2 separate regions of the Homo sapiens genome follow, and region 2 is linked to region 1. The links are chromatin loops, found by intact Hi-C in ENCODE. Cell type or tissue: PC-9. All regions are shown on one strand.

Region 1 (8,000 bases):
TATAAAACCCACTTGGTCATGGTGGATTATCTTTTTGATATGTTGTTGGATTAGGTTAGCTAGTATTTTGTTAAGGATTTTTGCATCTATGTTCAACAGGGATATTGGTCTGTAGTTTTCTTTTTTGTTTATGCCTTTCCTGGTTTTTGTATTAGGGTGATAGCGGCTTCATAGAATGATTTAGGGAGGATTCCCTCTTTGTCTTGTGGAATAGTGTCAATAGGATTGGTACCAATTCTTCTTCGAATGTCTGGTAGAATTCAGCTTTGAAACCATCTGGTCCTGGATTTTTCTTGTTGTTGTTGTTGTTAATTTTTAAATTACCATTTCAATCTCACTGCTTATTATTGGTCTGTTCAGGGTATCTAATTCTTTCTGATTTAAGCTAGGAGGTTAGTATCTTTCCAGGAATTTATCCGTCTCATCTAGGTTTTCTAGTTTTTGTACATAAAGGTGTTTATAGTACACTTGAATGATCTTTTGTATTTCTGTGGTCAGTTGCAGTATCTCCTGTTTTGTCTCTAGTTGAGCTTATTTGGATTTTCTCTCTTCTTTTCTTGGTTAATCTTGCTAATGGTCTATCAATTTTATTTATCTTTTCAAAAAACCAGCTTTTTGTTTCACTTTCGTATTTTTTTTTGTTTGTTTCCATTTCATTTAGTTCTGCTCTGATCTTATTTCCTTTCTTCTGCTGGGCTTGGGTTTGGTTTGTTCTTTTTTCTCTAGCTCCTCGAGGTGTGACCTTAGATTGTCTGTTTGTGCTCTTTCAGACTTTTTGATGTATGCATTTAGGGCTATGAACTTTCCTCTTACACCTTTGCTATATCCCAGATGTTTTGATACGTTATGTCACTATTGTAATTTAGTTTGAAGAGATTTTTAATTTCCATCTTGATTTCATTGTTGACCCAATGATCGATCATTCAGGAGCAGATTATTTAATTTCCATGTATTTGCATGGTTTTGAAAGTTCCTTTTAGAGTTGATTTCCGGTTTTATTCCACTGTGGTCTGAGAGAGTGCTTGATATAATTTCAATTTTATTAAATTTATTGAGGCTTTTTTATAGCCTATCATATGGTCTATCTTGGAGAAAGTCCCATGAGCTGATGAGTAGAATGTATATTCTGAGGTTTGTGGGTAGAATGTTCTGTAAATATGTTAAGTTCATTTATTCCAGGGTATAGTTTAAATCCATTTTTTTTGTTGACTTTCTGTCTTGATGACCTGTCTAGTGCTGTCAGTGGAGTATTGAAGTCCCCCACTATTATTTTGTTGCTGTCTATTTCATTCCTTAGGTCTAGTAGTAAATTTGGGAGCTTCAGTGTTAGATGCATATATATTTAGGATTGTGATATTTTCCTGTTGGACAAGGCCTTGTATCATTACATAATGATGTCCTTCTTTGTCTTTTTTAACTGCTGTTGCTTTAAAGTTTGCTTTGCCTGATATAAGAATAGCTACCCCTGCTTGCTTTTGGTGTGCATTTGTATGGAATATCTTTTTCCACCCCTTTAAGTTTATGTGAGTCCTTAAGTGTTAGGTGAGTCTCTTGAAGGCAGCAGATGGTTGGTGAATTCTTATTCATTCTGCAATTCTGTTATCTTTTAAGTGGTGCATTTAGGCCATTTATATTCAATGTTAGTATTGAGATGTGAGGCACTATTCCATTCATCATGCTATTTGTTGCCTGTATACTTTTTTTTTAATCTTTAATTGTATTTTTGTTTTATAGGTCCTGTGTGATTTATGCTTTAAAGAGGTACTGTTTTGATGTGTTTCCAGGATTTGTTTCAAGATTTAGAGCTCCTTTTAGCATTCTTGTAGTGCTGGCTTGGTGTAGTGGCAAATTCTCTCCGCATTTGTTTCTCTGAAAAAGACTGTATCTTTCCTGCATTTATGAAGCTTAGTTTTGCTGGATACAAAATTCTTGGCTGATAATTGTTTTGTTTAAGGAAGCTGAAGATAGGGCTCCAGTACCTTCTAGCTTGTAGGGTTTCTGCTGATAAATCTGCTGTTAATCTGATAGATTCTCCTTCATATGTTACCTGGTGCTTTTCCTCACAGCTCTTAAGATTCTTTCCTTCATCTTAACTTTAGATAACCTGATGACAATGTGCCTAGGTTATGATCTTTTTGTGGTGAATTTCCCAGGTGTTCTTTGAGTTTCTTGTATTTGGATGTCTAGGTCTCTAGCAAGGCCAGGGAAGTTTTCCTTGATTATTCCAACAAATATGTTTTCCAGACTTTTAGATTTCTCTACTTCCTCAGGATTGCCGATTATTTTTAGGTTTGGTTGTTTGAAAGAATCTTAGACTTCTTGGAGCCTTTGTTCATATTTTCTTATTCTTTTTTCTTTGTCTTGTTGGATTGGGTTAATTAAAATCCTTGTCTTCAAGCTCTGAAGTTCTTTCTTCTGCTCATTTGATTGCATTGCTGAGACTTTCCAGAGCATTCTGCATTTCTATAAGTGCATCCATTGTTTCCTGAAGTTTTGATTGTTTTTTATTTATGCTATTTCACTGAAGATCTCTCCCCTCATTTCTTGTATCATTTTAAAAAATTTCCTTAAATTGGGCTTTGCCTTTCTCTGGTGGCTCCCTGATTAGCCTAATAACTGACTCTCTGAATTCTTTTTTCAGGTAAATCAGGGATTTCTTCTTGGTTTGGATCCATTGCTGGTGACCTGGAGTGATTTTTTTTGGGGGTGTTAAAGAGCCTTGTTTTGTCATATAACCACGGTTGGTTTTCTGGTTTCTTCTCATTTGGGTAGACTGTGTCAGAGGGAAGGTCTAGGGCTCAAGGCTGTTGTTCAGATTCTTTTGTCCCATGGGATGTTCCCTTGATGTAGTACTTTCTCTTTTCCTAGGGATTTGCCTTCCTGAGAGCAAAGCTGTAGTGATTGTAATCTGTCTTCTGGATCTAGCCACCCATCAGGTCAACCAGGCTCTGGGCTGGTACTGGGGTTGTCTATACAGAGTCCTGTGATGTGAACCATCTGTGGGTCTCTCAGCTGTGGATACCAGCATCTGCTCTGGTGGAGTTGGCAGGGGGGTGAAATGGACTCTGTGAGGGTCCTTAATTTCGGTTGTTAATGCACTATTTTTGTGCTGGTTGGCCTCCTGCAGGGAGGTGGCACTTTCAAGAAAGCATCAGCTGTGGTAGTATAGGGAGGATCAGGTGGTGGGCAGGGCCCTAGAACTCCCCAGAGTATAAGTCCTTTGTCTTCAGCTCCAGCGTGGGTAGAAAGGACCATCAGGTGGGGGCAAGGCTAGGTGTGTCTGAGCCCAGACTCTCCTTATGGGAGGGTGTTGCTGTGGCTGCTGTGGGGGATGGGAGTGTGGTTCCCAGGTCAATAGAGTTATGTTCCTAGGAGGATTATAGCTGCCTCTGCTGTGTCATGTAGGTTGTCAGGGAGGTCGGGGAAAGCCAGCAGTCACAGGCCTCACCCAGCTCCCATGCAAGCCAAAAGGATGATCTCACTTTCACTGTACCCACCCCCCAACAGCACCGAGTCTGTTTCCAGGCAGTGGGTGAGCAGGGCTGAGAACTAGCTCCAGGCTACTCACCTCCCAGCTATGAAAGTAAGTAGGGCTTTCATGCTTCCCCACCTGTGGAGTCTGCACACAGGATTCATGCCCTCCCTTGAGTTCTGGCCAGGAGATTTCTCATGCGGTTGGAATTATTACAAAGTTCAGCTGGAGGTTTCCTTCTCCTTGTGGCCTTTTCCCAGTCCTTTTCTGGCAGTCCTCCCCAAGGCCCCCTGTGAGGCAAGGCGGAAATGGCTACCCAGGGGACGCAGAGAGCCCACGGGGCTTTTCCCGCTGCTTCCTCTACTCCTGTATTTCGCTTGGCTCTCTAAATTGACTCAGCTCCAGGTTAGATCAGAATCTTCTTCCGTGTTGTAGACCTTCAGGTTCCTTAGTGAGCATGTGTGTTCAGAGGCAGAAGATCCCCCTTTCTCACTTCCAGAGTTTGGGCAGTCACGGTATTTGGGGTGTCTCCTGGGTCCTGCAGGAGCAATTTGCTTCCTTCAGAGGGTCCGTGGGTTCTCTTGGCTTTCCTGAATTATTTCTGCAGTAGTTCTGGAGCAAAAGTTTACAATGCGAGACTACACACACTGCTCTGTCCATCTGAGTGGGAGCTGCAATCTAGTCCTGCCTCTCGTCTGCCATGACCTTCTCAAAAAAACCGATTAATACATTTCATTTGCCTCTGCTCCAAGCCCTTGGTAACCACCATTCTAGTCTTTGATTTTAAGAATTTGACCATTTTAGATGACTCATGGAGGTGGAATCATGTAGTACTTGTCTTTTTGTGTGTAACTTATTTCACTTAGCATAATGTCCTCAATGTTCATCCATGTTGTTGCATATTGCAGAATTTTTCACTTTTTAAAAGCTGAATAGTATTTCATTGTATGTATATACCACAATTTCTTTATCCATTCATCTGTCAGTGAACATATGGGTCCTTTCCTTATCTTGGCTATTGTGAATTTCTTACTCACTGCGATAAACACGGATGTGATAATATCTCTTTTTTAGATCCTGATTTCAATTATTTCAGATATATACCCAAAAATGAGATGGCTGAATCATGTGGTAGTTTTATTTTTATCTCTTTGAGGAACCTCCACACTGTTTTCCATAGCGGCTGTATCATTTTGCAGTCCCACCAACAGCATACACTGGTTTCAGTTTCTCCATATCCTTGCCCACACTTGTTTTTTGTTTAATTTAATTTTTAATTGACAAATTTATATATATTTTTGGTGTACAACATGATGTTTTGATATATGTACACATTGTGGAATGGCTAAATTGAGCTAATTAACATATGCCCTACCTCATATGTTTACCTTTTTTTTTTTTTTTTGTGGTGAGAATGCTTACATTCTACTCTTAGCAATTTTCCGGTGTATAATAACTATAGTCACCATGATAGGCAATAGATCTCTACGACTTATTCCTCCCATCTAACTGAAATTTTGTGTTCTTTGACTAACATCTCTCCAATCCTCTAACCCCCAGTCTCTTTTTCTACTCTCTTTTTCTATTTGTTCAACTTTTTAAGATTCTACATGTAGGTGAGATTGTGTGGTATTTGTATTTCTGTTCCTGACTTGTTTTACTGAACATAATGTCCTCCACATTCATCTGTGTTGTCTCAAGTGACAGAATGCTTTTTTTTTTTTTTTTTTGGTAATAGCCGTCCCGACAATTGTGAGGTATGATATCTTTATAATCAACAATAATGTATTGTATGCCTACAATTTTTTAAGAGGATAGGTCTCACGTTAAGTGCCCTTACGGCAATAAAAAAATATTTCAAAGAAAAGTGACATGTAAATCAGCCCTTGCATGAGATTCTGAGCATCTTTAGGTGGTTTTCTCTGTGTTCTTTGCAGTGCTGAGCAGAATGCCTTTCACATACAAAGGCTCAGGAGGCATTGCCTTCCACCCGTTCCTTTAGAAGTCCTCCATGTGAATTTCTCATGCCTCTTGGAGGCTGCAGTTAAGCAAAGTCTCCATCTAAAGAAACATTCAGGGAGAAAAAGTGGGTATATTGGAAAGAGCAAGGGTTGAAGTCACACGGATCTGGACCGAAATCCTGACTTCGTCATATACCAGCTAGGTGACCTTGGCAGATAATAACCTCTCGGAGCCTCACCATTTTTAGAATAAAATTCAGGAAAATTGAGGGTTGTTGTAAGGATTAAAGGAGGGTAACATATGTAAAGCCTCTCATATTAAATCAATGTTTGTGTCCTGTCTGCTTCCTTCTTTTTGGTCTGGGTATGATAAACTGATTTATGTCTTCCTGAGTGCCACTTCCCGTGCTTCCAGATTGGACACAGTATCATTCAGTGTTCTGTGGATATCATTCAGATTGTGCATGCCTTTGCACGAGGTTGGCAGGGAGCTGATAACTTATTCCAAGGACAGACGAAAAGTGACCAAGGAATATATGGTGGTATCTTCTATGCCATTAATTCCTGCCCTTGTGATTTCAGCAGGTCAGGTGGTGGCTTTATACTTGTGAAAATCCCACCACTATAATCTACCTTCTCATTTGTCATCAAATTTAATCCTTGCATCCAGTACCTAAATGCCCATGAAATATGTAAGCCAAAACAGCCCAGACAGCTGCAGCCAGGGAGGATATTAGTGCAGTATGAAAAATAAGCAAAGCATGAGTGATGGCAGGTAATACGCTACCTACAAATTGCCCTCTTCTTCTCATGTTCCAGTTTGGTAGGAAAAAAAGTACTTAGCCTATGCAATAAATGTCATTGGTTAATTGAAGAGTCTCCATTCACTGAGGTATAATCATGATTTTTTTTTCCCCCTATGAAATCTTCCAAACTATACTTTTGAAATCCCTCTTTCCCCAATGAGTTTCAGAAATGCTTAACACCACCTTAGCCCACATTGCATAACCTTTCACTCACTTGCAGTTTTTAGTCTTCTTTAGCTTCTTAAGGCATTTGTAAAATATCCCTCTTATGTGCTCTCCAAGTCCCCTTTTTTCCCTGCCCCAAGCTTGGGCAGAGGCTGGGGCTGTCTCCGGGACAGCATAAAGAAGGACGTCTGGTTAGTTTGCAGCCAGCCCTCAGCTTCCAGCTTCCCCAGCCCATGTGAACTAGGGATGGGATGGGGCAGAGAGAAGGCACAACTGTGGAGCCTTGTCCTTTTCTCATGGTTCCTACTGCTTCCCTAAGTAGGCTGACCTTTGATTTCTTTTCTGAAGCAGGCCTTTGTGTATTATCCTGATTTTACATCTAGTACTGGTCTGCTTGGCCTGCCACAACAAAACTTCACAGACTTGGTGGCTTAAACAAGGTAAATTTACTTTCTCACAGTTCCAGATCCTGGAAGTTCCAGATGAAAGAGTTGGCAGGGCTTTTCCTGAGACCTGCCTCCTTGACTTTTAGATAATCACCTTTTCTCTGTTTCTCTGCGTGCATTTTTCCCTGTGTGCACGCCCCTGGTATCTCTCTTGTGTCCTGATCCCCTCCTCTTATAAGGATACCAGTCAGATTAATTAGGGTCCATCCTAATGGACTGATTTTAACTTAATCACCTATTTAAAGACCCAATCTGCAAGTACTGTTACATTCCAAGGCACGAGGGGTTAGAACATCAACATATGAATTGTGAGGGGACACAGTTCAATCCATAACATATATATATTCATACATATATAATCATATATATGATATTGGCAACACACATAACTAGTTTTTTGCATATTTTACAGCTTATTAGAAACTTACATTTTTTTGCTTCTTGATACAACTGTAGGGAGTACTTACATTTTTCATGATCAACAGCTGAGAGAAATATCTAATATGATTAACAACAAAGTAATATTCAAAATAATATTGACAAGTGAACAGTGAGCAGAGAAATCAACAGTTAGAAATAAAATTTAACCAGATCAAAGTAAAACCCTGCGCTTAGGAGGGGAAATATTGCAAAATTCTACACACAGGATCCATTTTTCCAACCCATGATTCAGCACCTTTTATGTGCCAGGCACGCTTCTAGGGTTTGGAAGTACAGTGGCTAATGAGATTTTTTAAAAGGAGGGAGAGATAATAAATAAATAAATGTAAACTATAATTGCAGGTAGTACATATATGTTATTGCATATATATGCAATTGTAATGTAATTATAATTGCAGATAGTAACTTATATATGTAATGCAATTATAGTATAATTGTATTATAATTGCAAATAGTAACATGTATAATTGCATTATAATTGCAAGTCATAACATATATATGTAATGCAATTATTATATATATGTGTGCATTAAAACAAATGGAATGAGATCATGGAGTGAGGTGGGACTGAGTTTAGATGAAGGGGACAGAAGGTGGTAGTTGAGTGGAGGTCTGAGAGTGCAGGGGGCAAACCTGGCAAAAGCATCCCAGGAAGATGGATGGAAGGGCCAGGGCAGCCGGCAGAGACCAGCCTCTTATGTGGAACCAA
Region 2 (8,000 bases), 49 kb before region 1:
ACAGAAGGATAAAACAGAAGAGGTGGCACCAACAGCTTTCTGTGGATGTCACAATGACTATAACTGTTGTATGGTCACCTCTGGCTATAAGGAAGGCTGGAAAATCAATTTTTTTTAAAGTAGGAAAAACAAGAAGCAATAGGGTTGACATACGTGCTGAGTGAATCAACTAACACTATCTTCCATAGCTTCTAGAATAATCAATCTTAATGAATTTTCTTAGGTATGATGATATTTAGAAATAAAAGTGAAAAAAAGCTCCTTAGTACAGTTTGCTGGTTTCCTGGACAGAAGTACAACTTTATGCTGAAGTCTACGTTCACTCATACCTGTTGCTAATAGACTTATGTTCCTAAATCTGTATCACTTATCCACTCAGCATGTGTGTGCATGTGCCTGTGTGTGTATTCCATTTTTTTATTTTTATTTTTTAAATTGAGACAGAGTCTCACTCTGTCACCCAGGCTGGAGTGCAGTGCTGCAATCTCGGCTCACCGCAACCTCTGACTCCTGGGATCAAGCGATTCTCCCACCTCAACCTCCTGAGTAGCTGGGACTACAGGTGTGCGCCACCACGCCTGGCTAATTTTTCTATTTTTATTAGAGATGGGGTTTCCCCATGTTGGCCAGGCTGGTCTCAAACGACTGCCCTCAGGTGATCCGCCTGCCTTGGCCTCCCAAAGTGCTGGGACTACAGGCACGAGCCATCGTGGCCTGGCCCTGTAATTCCATTTTTTAATGAGCAAAATATGTACATCAAAAAGAATCAAGATACACAAAAGTTTTTCTCTCATCCTTGTTCTCTACTCATTCATTAACCTGTCTCAATGCCATCAGTGTTTTCAACTTATTGGGTATTCTTCCAGAGAGAGCTTATATATTCATAGGAATTGTGCAGTCCTCTCTTAAAACCACTGGTTCCATATTTGCACATTTCACAAGCAAGTGACTATGCCAATGTCTTTACCAAGGGAAGAAAAAGTGTTGGATCTTCATTCAACTATTATGTGCCAGCTGCCTCTATACATCCTATCCCATTTAACCTTCATAATGCCTTGCTGAAGTTGATACCTGCATGTTCAGCATGGTAATCTGAGGTTCAGAATATGTCTCAGTCCATTTATATTGCTGTAAAAAAATATCTTAGACCGAGTAACTTATAAAGAGTAGAAACCTATTTTTCACAGTTCAGGAGGCTAGAAGTCCAAGATCAAGGCACTAGCAGATTTGGTGTCTGGTGAAGGCTGGCTCTCTGCTTCACAGATTTTACCTCTTGCTGTGTCCTCACATGGTGTAAGGATGGAAGGCGCAAACTCACTCCCTCAAGCCCTTTTATAAGGACACTAATCCCATGTATGAGGGTGGAACCCTTACAGTGCAATCACTTTCCAAAGGCCCTATATCTTAATACCACCACCTTGAGGTTTAAGTTCTACCGTGAGTTTTGGAGGGACACAAACATTCAAACCATAGCAGGGTAGTTAGATGACACATATTAGGCCAAAGAGCTAATCAAGATTTGAAAGTGGAATTTAAATCTGTGTGCTTTGGTTTGCCTGCCTCTGAAATATCTTTTTTTTTTTTTTTTTTTTAAAGAAAATGATGTTTATTTGGAAATAGAGCATTGCAATGGAAATACACACGCCATAGTAAACTATGTGTGTATTCGGAGAGATAAAAGAAGACACAGGTGTTTTTGTTTGTTTGTTTGTTTTTTGAGATGGAGTCTGTCTTTGCACTGTCACCCGGGCTGGTGTGCAATGGTGCAGTCTCGGCTCAATGCTACCTCCACCTCCCAGGTTCAAGTGATTCTCCTGCCTCAGCCTCCCAAGTAGCCAGGATTACAGGCACCCACCACCACACCTGGCTATTTTTTTTTTTTTAATTTTTAGTAGAGATGGGGTTTCACTATGTTGGCCAGGATGGTCTTGAATTCCTGACCTCATTATCGGCCCACCTTGGCCTCCCAAAGTGCTGGGATTACAAGAAGACACAGGTTTTTTAAAGGAAAAAATGAGGACGATTACGTAGTTGTTTTAAAAGAAATAGCCTTGGCTACATAGATCAGTGGCAAGGGTTATGGCAATCTGAAGTTGGACAGGCGGTTGCTGGGCAGATAAAGCATCTATTTGTTGAGATCCTCTATTCGTGTGTATCTGAGCCCTTGAAGCATCAGGTTTCTGCTGGACGATTGGCTCTCTCTGCCACAGTGGACTACACAGGTCTTCCTCCTCTGCTACTCTGTCTTCTAGCTGATTCTTTAACAAAGTATGCTCAAGGTTGTGAAAGCTTGGCCTCTTTCCTTGTGGCACTTAGAGCCATGATTTGAAGTGAGTTGATGGTCAATAAATGTCCATTAATTAAATTACTTGGCACTCCCTCTGACCTCAGCCTAGAGCCCTTGCTATTGCTTCCTCTGCTCCTAAAACTCCTGCAGCTTTGCTCAATTGTTTTTCTTTTAGGATTTCTCCTTTTACCATACTTATCTCTCTAGAGACTTGTTTCTCGATGTGTGGACCTTGGACCAACAGCATCAACATCACCTAGGAGCTTATTAGAAATCCCAGCACTTTGAGAGGCCAAGGTGGGTGGATCATGAGGTCAGGAGATCGAGACCATCCTGGCTAACACAGTGAAACCCCGTCTCTACTAAAAATACAAAAAATTAGCCGGGCATTGTGGCGGGCGCCTGTAGTCCCACCTACTCAGGAGGCTGAGGCAGGAGAATGGCATGAACCCGGGAGGTGGAGCTTGCAGTGAGCCGAGATCGCTCCACTGCACTCCAGCCTGGGTGACAGAACGAGACTCCTTCTCAAAAAAAAAAAAAAAAAAAAGAAATACAGATTCTCAGACCCCACCCTAGACCTACCAGATGAGAATCTATTTTCACAACATCATCTGGTGGTTACTATGCATATTAATGTTTGAGAAACACTATTCTAGATATGCCTACAGGTGAAGTCGAGTCAGCTGCCTGAGGTCACATTTGAAATGGTTTTATAAGTACTTACAAAATACACAGAATTTCTCCTATGCTCCTGAAAAGCCTAGAAAACTTACTATATGTTCATTAAGAAAAAATTTGCTGACCTCTGCTGTAGAATCTATGCCTTACTGTACTTGAATTTGGGATGGATATTTAATCTTGCTTTTACCCATGTACCATGGGCACGGAGTTGAGTGCTGATTCTGCCATGCTTCTTCTTCTGTGCACTTACCGTGTTTTGTACATTCACATTCATGACTTCACACTATGATTTACATTTTGTTTGTATGTTTGCAGGTATGGTTCTCTACTAGGCAGAAAGCTTCTTGAAGACAGATGAGGCCAGGCTCCCTAGAAGCAGAGCCTGGAATGAGGATTCTTGTTGAGTGAGTCATTGAAGGAGTGCTCTCAGGGAGAACCTGGAAGGGAAGGAGGAAAGCGGGACAGGCTAGAGGAAGAAGCTAAGCAAAGATGTTGTGGCTGCACTGGAGTCTAACTTCACTGTGATTTCTTGGGGTGCTCTGAAATGTAAATAACACTGTAGACTTGCCCCACCTTAAGGCAAGGGGCTGAGCTTTTTGTGCCACATATGTCATTGGCCTGGGCTGGCTGTGGAGGAAGGCATGACCTCACAGGCTTTTCTGGATGAGGCTGCTTCCCTTCGCTGAAGCCACCTGTGAGCCTTTGGCAGCCACTATTCAAGCAGCTGGGGTGGGGAAGAGTCAGTTCCGTTGTGGCTTTTTATTTTAATCTCTGTATCCTTGGTTTCTGGCACTCAGTAAGCATGCAGTAAATCTTTGCTACGTGAGTGAGTCTCTTCCTAATATAATACTTAGTCACCTGTTAATTAAAATAGACAGTACCCATTATCTTTGTTTATGTTCATGCAATTAATAAAGCAAATATTCTTCTGACTAGTTAGTTTAACAAGACTAAATGAGATCATCCAGATGAAGGTACCTAGCAAACTACCTGACATATAATAGGCAACAATAAATGTTAATTTCCCCTTAAGCTTAAATAGGCTATATATATTTTGTTAGGAAGAGTGTTTCCTGTTTATGGCTTGTAACACATTTTAATGAATCAAGAGAGATTTCTGCTATTACCTGTATAATCTCTACTTGAGGTAGAGATCTCTGCTTGAGGTAGAGACCTCAGCTGTGAAGAGGTATAATGATGGTATAATCTGAGCTGTTGTACAAACAGTGATATTAGAAAGTGAAGGAAGTATCAGAGAAAATATGATTAGCTGTTAAAATCATCTACACAAAAATAATGATTGCTGCCAGGTATTTAGTGCTTATTACAGGATAGGCACTGTCCTAGGAGCTTTATGTACTTTATTACCAGGCCCCCAAACTACCCTATAAAGTGGATGCTATAAGAGGTTGGTACACAATAGGTAGACAAAGTATGTAATTAAGATAATAGCAAAACAAGGGCACCAATATGTATATTTTTTTGATATTTAAAAATTAGCATTAAAATAGTAGTTCTGTTAAAAATCAGAATTTTATGGATTTTTTACATTTATTATTATTTTTTAAAACTTGAATTACATAGGGGATTACTACCACCTTTCTAGTGCAGAGGATTTCTGTAAGTCTTAATTTCATTTCCTCTTATCCCTGTGTATTAATTAACCCAGTTTCAGAACTGAGGAAACTGCAACTCAGAAAGGTCAGATAGCCACTGGCTCCATGAAGAGTCAGGAAGCTGGTGACAAAGAAATCGGAGGGCTGGAGGGTAAAAGCAGGCGAAGGTGATACTCAGAGGAGAAGGACACTGGAGAAGTCAGTCCTGAACCCACCAATGAGGTACCGCTGCAGCTATGTCTGGAATTGGCTCAGGCTGCCAATTCCAGAAATCCGGAATGAGCCAGATGAAACCGCTTTAGCAATCTCCAGCAACTACCCTTCTGTCAGAGTCAGAAGCAGAAATCTCTTTTTCCAGTCTTCTTATCTCTTGCCAGTGCCTCCTGTTGATAGAATCGACCGGGAAGTAAGCAGGCGGGAGAGTCTCAGAAATGGAGTTTGCACATACCCAGCCTCGTAGAGGAGAATAGAGAAGCTGGGTATGGGTTAGAGAGATGATATGTAAATAACCAGAACACCTATACAGCTGGAATGTGGTTTGGCCAGGCTATTTCTTTGTAGAACTAATATATTTTATGACAAAACTGTACTATTGAGCTAATCTATGTACTTTACTTGAAAATTCATGTTTGAGTTAATTTACTTTACTTGAAAATTCATGTTTCTTAGGATTGAAAACTGGTTCATTTGTCCTCTGATTTTGGCTTTTTATTCAGCTTTGAATATGATCTTTCAAAACAGAGAAGAAATTTTCTCATATAGGTGACTTTATTAATATTGGCATTGGTGCTCATGGGTTGAAATCTCAGCATTTTGGAACCCTGCTGGGATGTTCTGCTGCTACTCATTATGACATTTTCTCATCCCCCAGAGATAGCCTGTTTGAAACTGAAATAGCAATTTGTATTCCTACTTGCAATATCCCAGTTATTTGGTAGCAATTCTTAAAGTGTGTCTAGAGCCAACTGGCACTGAATTTTTCCATTACTGATACCCTTTTACTCATGATAATTTATGGAACACCACTAAATTAGGTAGTGGGAATACTAGAATAGATAAGATAAAATTCCTGTTAATGGGAAGCTCATACCATAATATTTTACCCACGCTGAGATAGTTTTAGTTCCCTAGCAAACACTTTTCTCATAGAGAAAAATGTAAACTTAGGTTACACAGTTTCTTTTCTTTTTAAAGATACCTATTCTCCATTTTAATCTAAGGAATTCAATACAGAGGAGGGACATTAAAGATGGTAAATTTTGTATCCTAGTATATTCCTGCGATGCTCACTAGTTTAGCTGGATAGTCTTGTTTTATAACATTGGTCCTCTATCTCTTGCTGGAGTAATAATGGCTGAGAAGTAACTGTTGTCTCATAAAGAAGGACATACAGGAATACTGTGACCTGGCCTCATTTTGTTTTTGCTGGCACACAAAGATTATGAGTGTGACAAACAGAAAATTATAAGGGAGAGTGACTCCTTAGCTCCAGATCATAGAATATTCTCCAGCAAGAAAGTATTGGACATGACCAACTGTGAGGCACTTTTCTCTATTTTACACGCTTATTTAAAAAATAATGCTACCCATTACCTACAAAATCAACCAAGAATCCATGGCATGACATTCAAGGCCATTAAACAAAATTCCTGTTAATGCGAACCTCATACCCTAATATTTTACCCAAGCTGAGATCGTTTCTATTAGTTCCCTAGGAAGTCACGTTCTTCCTCCGATCTTTTCTACCATTAACAACTGATTCCTATGACCAAGCTCCAGCTTTGAGCAGTTTGTTAAGCAAAACAACCCTTTTTAATGAAAACAAAACATTATACAGAACATCAAAGTATAACATAAATGCAGAATTGGTCCGGTTAAGAACGATGGAGGATCCAGAATTCAAATGCCTTGTCTTGTTTGTGCTTTGGCCACACAGGCACTTATTCCAAATTCCAGACTGTTCTGGCTAGTCTCAATGTTTCATTTTTGTCTATTTCTTTGACTTTGTCTATGGATTTTTGTTGTTGTTGCTTGGAATGATCTTCTCTAGCATCTTGTGTGCAAATGCTTCTCCAATGTAAATTCCATGTCTTCCAGGAAGCTCTTTATAATTTGCTCCACTTGAAGCCAAGCTAGACCTCCTCTGTGTTTCCAGTGGTAGTATTCAGGGAAGGTTGTTGTACTGCGTTGTGAACCATCTTGAAGTCAGGGACTTCCTGTCTACCTCTGTACCATCATGTTTTGGACACCATATTAGGTACACAAGGATTTTACTACTTTTTCAAAGAGAGCAACATTTACCCTGATGTAGGTTTTTGGCAATTCTCTCTGGATACAGGTGAAGATTTTCCAAATTTATTTTGGTATTTCTACCACATGGTGTTATTTTTATTTCCCCTTGAGGCTCCACTCAAATGCCACATCACAAATAAAATCTTTCTTGAATCTTCCCAGATGAAAGTAATGTCAACTTCCTCTGAATGCTTTAAAACACACTTTCTGTCCCTCTCTGCATTTTCTAGCTTCTGTTATACAGCCATATACATGTCTTATATTCCACCCAATATTGCAAGTTACTTAAGAAAAGGTCTATGTTAAGGAACTGTAAGAGTATCTAATCTACAGTGAAGTCAAACATGGTTTCCAACCCAGGCTTCAAATCTGGGTGGCACTGATCAAAAGACTTGACCTCTCTTTGAATCTCAGTCTCCTCACTGTGAAATGAGGCTAACAATGTCTCCTTCAGAGATTTTTTTGGAGAAGATTAAATTCAACAAGATTAAAATATCTTACCTTGAGCATTCAAAATATAGATTCCATCTCCTAGATTAATTTTGAGACTTTCCTGGAAACTAGTATCATCCCTTGTATGAAGTATATGCTCAATTAATGTTTATTTGCATGTTGAACTGAATTAGGCCAGAGGAATTACTATTCTAGTATATATTAATGAAAGTTATGTGGAAAAAAATGGTTCTGTTGATAAGTTTGGGAAGTGTTGAATTTTATCTGAATAATTTTTTTAAGGATTTAAACATTTGTTTGGTTTTCTAAAGTGAATTATTTGACTCTTTCTTCACAGAGAATCTCACAGGGTGAGTGCCCTTTGCAACAGAGGTTGGGTAATACACAAACAAGGTACTGGCCTTAAAGGAAGTGGAAGGATAGCTTGTGTCTTTTCTATGATAGGAAGGCTGGCAGGCTGTACAGACTCCAAAGGTTGGTATTACCAAGGTAGATTCACCATGGCCCACAGTCTAATCTTATAGGCTCTTAAAGTTGGCTTGTCTTCCAAATGTGGGTTGGAAGCCCATAGAGTCCTCTTGTATAATAGCACTCATCCCAACCATGTTAAAGAAGTTACTGTACCTAGATGGCTTAGAAGAGTGCCTGGCACTGAAGATTTACATACCCCT

What was found. Peaks named below come from ENCODE experiments on the same cell type or tissue, not always from the same donor. Only the 100,000 strongest peaks of a DNase experiment are listed, where the experiment ranks them.
Region 2: it touches region 1 in a loop (2.8-fold over the local background); 4 of 110 quality-filtered maps call a loop at or near these places.

What each region holds. Positions count from the first base shown.
Region 1 is chr15:91,452,876-91,460,875 of GRCh38, forward strand. The region is part of intron 2 of LOC107984778 (a long non-coding RNA gene); the gene reads right to left. Among named protein-coding and RNA genes, the nearest start is that of CRAT37, 6.5 kb to the right of the region's middle. In PC-9, no CTCF peak of the experiment used is centred here; DNase peaks (open chromatin) are centred at 3,576 and 4,266; H3K4me3 peaks cover 1,948 bases; H3K27ac peaks cover 3,787 bases.
Region 2 is chr15:91,404,036-91,412,035 of GRCh38, forward strand. It overlaps LOC107984778 (a long non-coding RNA gene), which reads right to left. Exons shown (of 5, transcript XR_007064763.1): 4 at 4,800-4,967. Among named protein-coding and RNA genes, the nearest start is that of CRAT37, 55 kb to the right of the region's middle. In PC-9, no CTCF peak of the experiment used is centred here; a DNase peak (open chromatin) is centred at 3,366.